Regions from separate parts of the Homo sapiens genome. Here region 1 is linked to region 2. A link is a loop called in an ENCODE intact Hi-C map of the cell type or tissue named here. Cell type or tissue: A673. All regions are shown on one strand. Each heading gives the region's core, and the rest is flanking DNA. Links, peaks and the distances in the headings are about the cores only.

Region 1 (4,406 bases), core at 218-4,217, 56 kb before region 2:
CCACAAATCCCCTTAGTCCATTATATCATACTTATGCCTTTGCATCCTCATAGCTTAGCTCCTACTTATTAGTGAAAACATACCAGACTTGGTTTTCCATCAATCCTTTCTTTGGTCTTATCTCTTGCTGACTGCACTCCCACCATCACAGCATGACCCAATCCCACGTACCTGATGCCCTAGCTGGGCTGAGCATCTTGCTCCTCTCAGGATCCTTTACGTTGTTTCTAGCCTATCTGCCTTTTTGTTCATTCAGTTCCTTGCTGAAATACCCTTCCCTCTGCTTGGTGAACAAACTAGAAGACTTTCAGTAGACATGTGCATTTAAGAAGCTCTCTTCTATAATGTAACTAGGATCCAACCCTTGCTTTCTCTTCATGCCCCTATGATTCTCTAAGCTTAAGGCATTCCAGGATGCCACTTCCAATCTCTATTTGCACACATCTCTCTGCACTGAAGAGCAGTTTATTTGCAGTCAGGAGTCCTAGTCCTTGCTCAGTAAGCATTTGTTGAGTAGATGAATTATTACCAAGTGGTTATGTTTAGGAGACTGGTTTGAAAGAAGCAAACATTAAAAAGGAGTACATTCAACACAAGAATGGTAACATAGCAAAGTGAATGTGGTGTATTAAGCCACAGACCAAGAGTTTGTCACAAGTGTCAAGAGCCAATTTTAACACAAGAGTCTACTGAACACTCTATTATTGTTCAGGGGTCAATCACCCAGTCAAGCATTATGGGATAGAAAGTGGGCTGCCTCAGGTTAGGCATTATTTAAAACATTTTTGGGGGGTGGTAATTGCATGGGTAAATGTATATTTTGCTATTATTTAAAACTATTTAAAAGACAACTGACTTTTATAACAATAATAATACATTGTAGAATTTATAACATATATAAGTAAAATATATTATAGCATTAGCATAAAGGCAGGGAAAGGCAATAGAAGGGCACAGTTTTAAGGTTTTTACACTATCGATGAATACTGAAAAGTAGACTGTGAAAAGTTAGTGTTATGCTGTAGGTCCCAAAGCAACAACTACAGTAACCATCACTAAATTACTTTAAAAAAAAAACAACAAGAGAGATGAAGTGAAGTAATAATAATCCAAAAGAAGACAGGGAAAAAGAAGTAACAAAGCACAGACGGAACCAATAAGAGAATGATAGGCTATTTTTTTGAGACTTGATATGAGTGTGACATTTTTGAGCCATAGGCAGCACCAATTTACCCTAAAGCATGTTTCACTAATACATATGAAACTTTGGTTCTATATAGTTTAAACTTGAAGACTCAAAGCAGGAATATATTATAGAAAAACCAAGCAGAAACATGGAAATAATTTTATGTTTGAAAAGAGTTTGGTTCATTTTCTGGGAAAAAAATAGGCATATTCACCACCTAAATAACAAGACATAGTATATGTGGCTGAGTTAGTCACAGACTTTCCATTTCTAAAACTCAGCAGGTCTTACAGTTAAATAAGATAAGGATATAAAAAATATTGGGACAATGAAATTGACTCACTTTCAAGGTATCTATTAATTAGCTTAATTTGTGATTTATATGTATGCCACGGTGAGCAATGAATCCATGAAAATAGAGATGAAGATGTAGTAGAGCTTTTGAAAATGAAAATAAACATGATATTAGAGTGAAAAGCATCTATAAGCTGCAAGGACAGTTTGGTTCAATCTATCAAAAAATATAAAGGAACACTCTACAATCATTTCATGCTGTGTTAGATATGTAAGAAATGATATCTGAGTTTGACAAATGGTTTGTAACATGTCTGAGAATTTTAGAAATATTCTCATAGCTATACGATAGATAATCAACAAAGAAAGTTCTTATCATCTAAGAATTTAGAACAGTCTGCCTATAATCATGTTAACAATAGGCTTGAGCACACTAAAAATGGTACATCTTCGGCTTTCATAAACTAATCTCTGAAATATTTCCTATTTTCCTACTCAGTTTTTTCATAGAATCTGGCAATGTGTTTACCAAGGATAGAAGCAGGGAAACAGGAAGAGAATTAGACTCAGTAAGCAATTCAGTCGCTACAATGAAATAACTTTTTATTTATTTATTTATATTTATTTATATTTATTTATTTTTAACCCCACCTCCAGGGCTAGGGAGAAGCTAATGCAGTGACTTTTAAAAGCCGCCAGCTTAGCATAATGTTTCCTGGATGAATCATCAGTATTTAAAATAATTTGAAATAATGCAGCAATTAATAGAAAACACAAAAATCTATGTTCATCAAGATACGAAATGATACAAGACTCTTGATAGGGATCCAAACAGGATTCCTGATCAGCAACGAAATGCCTGTAAGCACATATTAGCTTCTGTTTTCTCTTTGGCGTAATTAAAGTTGACTTGGTACAGGGAAGAGAACAATGCCAACTTGATGAATAGAATACTATGCATCTAAAACATATTCGTATTCGATTTTCAGTCTTTGAGAAAAACTGTCTTTGGTTGATAAAATTCTTAATGTTAACATTTTGCCAAAGAGACTGACTTCTAGAAATGAACATGATGATTTATATGGAGGAGGGAAGGAAATTGGAGAAAATTAGGAAATGCAAACACACCTGGAACTGAGCAAACAAAAGATCAGTGGAAAGTGAAATGCAAAATTTCTACTAGAAAATTAATATCAGATAAGTTCAATTATTTGTCACCAAGTTCCATATAAATTAAATATTGATTTTTCGTGTAATATTTTTGAACAAGTCTCAAAGTTTTAGGTCGAAGTGGGTGACTTAAAAGTGATGCTAGGGAGCTAGAAATTGGGTGAAATTGATATGATTCTAGTATGTCTTATAAGACTTTCATGTATGAATTTATACATTAGAAAAAATAAGCGATTATTTGACTTTCAAAAGGATATTTTATTTTACAATGGACTTGTCAGTTTATTTTAAAGGTGCATTATGTCTAACTTTAGAAAACATAGTCTGATTTAGGTTACTTTAAGTAGGAGATTGTCTTATAGATTCAAGCACACTCACAGCACCACTCAACTCCATACTCTCCCAAGGGATCATCGTGGATGAACAACTTGGCAATTAGTGAAGAGTGCCAGAGAACGACAGAGGTTTTGCTTTTGACTCTAATCCCTCATTCCTTTTTTCCCTTATTCCTCCCACCGTCATTTAAGAACCCTGGAGTTTGTTTCTCCTCCCAAGAAATGCAATTCAGAGGCTAGAGGTCTACAGGTTCCAACACAGAAAATCATTTCTTTTTTCTTATTATAAAAGCAATGCATACTTATCATTAAAAATTATAGAAAGTTTAGAAAAAGATCAATGAAAAATAATTCCCCAAACCTCAAGTCCTACTCAAAGACACTACTGAGACTACTGAGGATATTTTGGTATGCTTCCTTTTGCATGTCCCAGGGAGAGTATACAGTCATGGGTTCTTAGTTCCTGTTTCTGGTTGGGCCAGTAAAGCCCCCTTCCTCATCCCTCTTTTCCTCTTATCACTAGAGACAGAAACTAAAATCCATGGCTTTAGGCTGCTAAAAGTCTAAAACAAAACAAAACAGAACAACAAAAACAAAATAAGGTGGGTTGGACACGCTTGCGGGGCTTTCTTTTTTCCCCCCTGCCATAGGCAGAGTTTGTGGGGGGAAGGGGAGAGCATATTTGTGAAATACTAGTTTGTAGTCTCATTTTATTCTCCATTAACATTATCACCAAGCACTTTTCTGTATTCTTGGGAATTCTTCAAAACATAATTTTTAATGTTTGCAGAGTATTTTGTCCAATAGATGTGTTGTAGTTCACTTAATACCCCCATTGCTGGACACTTACAAAGTTTCTAAATGTTTCATATAAATAATAGTGTGATGAACATCTTTATGTATGAGTCCTGTTCTATATTTAGCATTTAGTTTTAAAAATAACCCCTAGAAGTTTGGGGCTTTTGTCATAAATTGCCTCGTAGCTAGAAATGAGTATTTTAGCAAATAAAAGCAAGTTACAGTAAAAGGAAGCTTGTGTTGTCCTTGAACCAGATTTGCTGTGATGGCACTCCAGTCCCATTGATGAAAGTCCTAGGGAGAGGTGATTGCTCTAAAATGGCACTGCAAAACACAGGCATGTGCATATGTTGAGAATGTAGCCTTTATACTTCGAGGCGGAGGAGCCATGCGCAGAATCAGCTCTTATTCCTCTCTATTTGCACTACTACCAACTGCCAGAATGAGTTTAAGCTCTCGCTTCTTGGAAAAGGGGTCCTGAAAAAACATATTGACTTTGTCACTCTCTCCTATTTTCACTTTCCTGATTTTTGCTTTAGCACTTTGAATGCTGCATATGGCTTATGCAGTGCAGTGCTGGCTTATATTACTGGAGGAGCAAATGAAATCATTCAGTGAACATG
Region 2 (4,406 bases), core at 126-4,125:
TCATTTTCCTTGTAAATATAATGACTGGTATATAGGGGCAGAAGGTATTCCAAGAATACCAGCCAACAAAATGGTCTTTTCTTTCCATGTGAATCTCACAGTTTAATATTCATTCAGATTGTTCTGGGAATAAAGAGAAAATGGGCTCCTACTTTACCGTCATTTTAACTTGATCATACTTAATAATTAGAATATTGAATCAGATGAAAAAAGGTAGAAAGAGCCCAGGATTTGCAGAAAGATGCTCTTGGTTTAAGTACAAAGTTGCTACTAACTAAACAAGCTTGAACTTGTAACTTATTGTCTTTGAGTCTTGGTTTCTCTCTGTAAAATGGAGATACTAATACCGACCTCAGCAAGGTTGATTTTTGTATCAAACAAGATAACATGAAAATGATCTGTGCTAAACATAAAGTGCTATATAGACATCATCATCACCATTGTTACAATAAAAATATTTATTGAGTGCTTATTGTTTTTTGCATATGTTAACTCATTTAATCCTTATAAGTAATGACATAATATTGGTATTATTATTATCTAAATTTTCTGGAGGTGAAAACTAAGACATACGGAGGTTAAATAACTTGCCCAGTATTGTATATTAAATGGCAGATCTGGGATTTGAATCAGGCAAATTGACTATAAAGACTGCATCAACCTTATTTCTAAAATAATGATATTCTAATAATTTAAAAGAGTTTCAGAACCTCAAAAATTTATCAGTGACCCACTGTATGTTGAAAACTCATACGGAAAACATTTTGAGTTGAAAAATTCTTCCTCTTTATCTTCTTTCCACTATTTTATTTAAAATGTTTGGACTTGAATTATGTTATTAAGATGATATTCAGATAACATTTAAAAGGAGTTTTGGTACAATTCAGTATCTATCTCAAAGAACATTTCAATTTCTCCCCAAACATTATGTTGGAGAAAAAACTTTTCTAAACTTGATGCATGACTCTATGACTTTGAGCCATTTGGTGTAAAAAAGTCCCTTCCCATCTATAAAAGGCTTGATTCCTCTTATGACTATAAGTAGGCCAATTGAGCTTGTTTTGTCATTGGTGTTAAACAGGGAAGGCATTGGCTTGCTTCTTTCTTATCATCTGGGAAATTATATATGCTTCCTCTTAATTGTACCCTGTCCACTAAAATGATCAAGAAGGGAAGATGGAACCTGAAGATGAAATCGAAAGTCCTGAAGTCAAAGTATGCCCTACTGACAATTTTAACTAAGACTGGATAAAATATGAGAGGAACAAGAAACATCTGTGTTTATAATCTAATGAGTCCCTGTAGTTATATGTAGAATAATTGTAGTTACAGTTAACAATTACTGAGTGCTTCCTAGGAGCCACACACTGTGCCAACATTCTTTACACATCAGAGTTAAATACTTAGCTCTCCCAGCAACAGGGTGTTGGGTACTGACAATTCTGAGGAGTAAATCCTATGTGGTGCTGACACCCTGACCTGACAAGTAACACTGACCATCTCCTGCTTATGGTAGTAAGAGACTACCATTTTTCTAAGCAAGAAACATCTTCGACTTTTTGTTCCTTTCTCAGATACAGACAGGATGCCCATTTGAAAAACAAAAACAGAGAGAGAGAGAGAGAGAGAGAGATGAAACTTATTTAAAAATCATGCTTGCTTGGTTTTTATGAGTCTATTAAGGGGTAGGTAGATAGTTGGCCTTCAGTTTCCTAAATGTGGAAAGAGAGTTGTCATTGGATGCCAACATCAGCTTCACACATACTCTCATAAACATAATAAATCTCCTTGTACTGGGAGGTAGTGGAGTTGGCCTCCAGAGACTTATCTGTAAGGCACAGACAATAGCCCTCTGCTGTCTTCTCCAGTGTCTAAGGGAAAGTCGTCAGCTCTGTAGCCTGAGGGCCTGCAGAGAATGGGAAGCCATGTAACATTGGGATACTTCTTGGCCTTGCAATTGGTAGGGGATACAGGGCATGTGCAACCCTTGGATCAAAATCTTCTGGTATAACTATATTTATCACATTGGGGTAAAAAAAAATCAAACCATTGTTTCAACCAAAAGGAGGAAGCCCCAAGTATGATAGATTCCAGAACACATGGGAATTATCACTCTATTTTAAAGCTGAGGATCCCAGGGCTCAATGCAGGTTAAGCTACTTGAGTGATGAAGGCAGAGTTGGAATCCAGGTTTGTCTGCTTCTAGTACTTGGTTACAATTGCCACATTAGATTGCTTCCCATGGGTTGCACAATTTAAGTGGATGGGCCTGGATCAAATCCAAGCCCATAAACCAAATTTATGACTCCCTAAGGAGCTGTGCCTCTGTGTTAGTAGAGATTTTAACAAAATTTATAGATACTGAATATGTATCAGCCCCATTAATGTATATACATCTGAATTCATTCATTCATTCACTCACTTATTTGTTAAAGATTTATTGAGTGTCTGCTATATATATGCTATGATATTAAGCACAACTAGGCAAAAGTGAGTACAAGAGAAACATAGAATAATGAATCAGACAGATTCTGCTCTTAAGAGCTTGCATGGGAAGTTAGAGATATACATAAATAAAGTATAAATGACAAGCACAAGAAAGTTACAAATAAAGGAGGCAAATGGATTCCAGGTGTGTGTGTGTGTGTACACATGCAAATGCAGACATGTGCACGGGTTTGGTAATTGAATATGACTAAAGAGAGTGCTCTAAGCTTGAACAATATCAGGGAAATAGAAAATTTAAAAATGACTGTAAGGAGATCTGTTTGGTTAGTGTGATGAATCCATAAAGAAGCAATGGAATTTTGGACTGAAACTGCAGGCAAAACATTCTACTTTACGTTCAAAAGAGTGATATGATTGGTTCTGTGCTTCAACAAGGGCTATCAGGCATTTCTATGGCAAGGGGCCAGCAAACCACTGCCTGTGGGTCAAATTTGTTTTATGGTCTGTTTTTCTGTGACCAGTAACCTGAGAATGATTTTTACATTTTAAAGGGTTGTTCAAAAACAAGAAAGCAAACAAAGAACAGTATGTGACAGAGACTGTATCTGGTATGCAAAACTTGAAATACTTACTATCTGCCACTTTACAGAAAAGTTTGCCAACCCCTGCAGTGTGTAGGATGCATTGTTAGGGGGATATTGGACTAGGCGACCAAGTTCATAGGGAATAGCAATAGTCTAGGCAAGGAAGAATGAGGGTATGAGTGAGAGTGGAACTTGGAAATGCAGGAGCCAGGGGAAAGCAAGGCTAGATATTTGTGCATTTGGGAATTATCTTGATTAAAATGGTAATTGAAGTCACAATAGTGAATGAAAGGGAAAAGAGCCAATAATTGATCATAGTTAAACATTTATTTTTAGAGTGGTGAGGAAGAAGAGGATCTAACAATGGAAAAAGAAAACAAATGGTAACAGAAGTGTTAAAGAAACAGAAAATTGAGAGTCTAACATGAAATTCACAGGAAAGTAACTTTAAGAAGAAAGAGGAAGTTGATAGCCTCAAATGCTATAGAAAATTTACTAAAAAGGTTGCAAAAGTTATGGCCTAATATCTTTGCTTCCATTTATTCCATTAGCACAATTTGTAAGTCCTTGGCTTTTGCTTGCCTTATGCTGCCCTGCCCAAGAGAGAATGTGGTGTTAATGAGGTATTAGAGCCATAGCTGCCAGGGTACAACAGTGACCTAGCCCTTAAGTTTAGCTTCTCATGTTGTATGTCTATTATGTTCTAAATAAAGGTAGATGCCAAGTCTCTTCTAACTCTCCTCAAAGTACTTCTTCTCCATGTCAACTGGTGGATATGTGATTGCTAGGATTTGAATATTTGTGTCTCCTTCAAATTCATATTGACTCTTAATCACCAAGATGATAGTATTAGGAGGTGGGGCCTTTGAGAAGTGATTAGGTCCTGAGGTCTTTGCCCTGATGAATGGGATTAGTGCCCTTACGAAAAAGGCCTGAGGAAGCTTGCTTGCCCCCTCCACCACATGAAGATGCAGCAAGAATGTACCATTTACGAGAAAGTGGGCCCTAACCAGATACTGAATCTGCCAGAGTCTTGATCTTGGACTGTCCAGCCTCCAGAACTGTGAACAATAAATCTCTGTTGTTTATAAACTACCTAGATTATGGTATTTCATTATAGCAGCCTGAACAGACTAAAACAATGGTCCCTGGAGACTTCTTGACTGACGAGGGTTAAGAAAAAATTAGTTTATTTTGTTTTTTATTTTTTTGAGACAGGGTCTTGCTCTGTCCCCTGGGCTGGAGTGCAGTGGTGTGATCTCAGCTCACTGCAGCCCCAAACTCCCAGGCTTAAGAGATTTAGCTAGAACTCCGGTTGCATGCCAACACAACCAGTTCATTTCTGTATTTTTTTTGTGGAGATAGGGTTTTGCT

What was found. Peaks named below come from ENCODE experiments on the same cell type or tissue, not always from the same donor. Only the 100,000 strongest peaks of a DNase experiment are listed, where the experiment ranks them.
Region 1: it touches region 2 in a loop (7-fold over the local background); 2 of 110 quality-filtered maps call a loop at or near these places.

Annotation. Positions count from the first base shown.
Region 1 is chr9:70,688,455-70,692,860 of GRCh38, forward strand. The region is part of intron 8 of TRPM3 (transient receptor potential cation channel subfamily M member 3); the gene reads right to left. LOC105376078 (a long non-coding RNA gene) reads left to right here. Exons shown (of 6, transcript XR_007061573.1): 4 at 2,138-2,341. Among named protein-coding and RNA genes, the nearest start is that of MIR204, 120 kb to the right of the region's middle. In A673, for the core only: no CTCF peak of the experiment used is centred there; no DNase peak of the experiment used is centred there.
Region 2 is chr9:70,744,660-70,749,065 of GRCh38, forward strand. All of the region lies in intron 8 of TRPM3 (transient receptor potential cation channel subfamily M member 3), which reads right to left. Among named protein-coding and RNA genes, the nearest start is that of MIR204, 63 kb to the right of the region's middle. In A673, for the core only: no CTCF peak of the experiment used is centred there; a DNase peak (open chromatin) is centred at 2,292.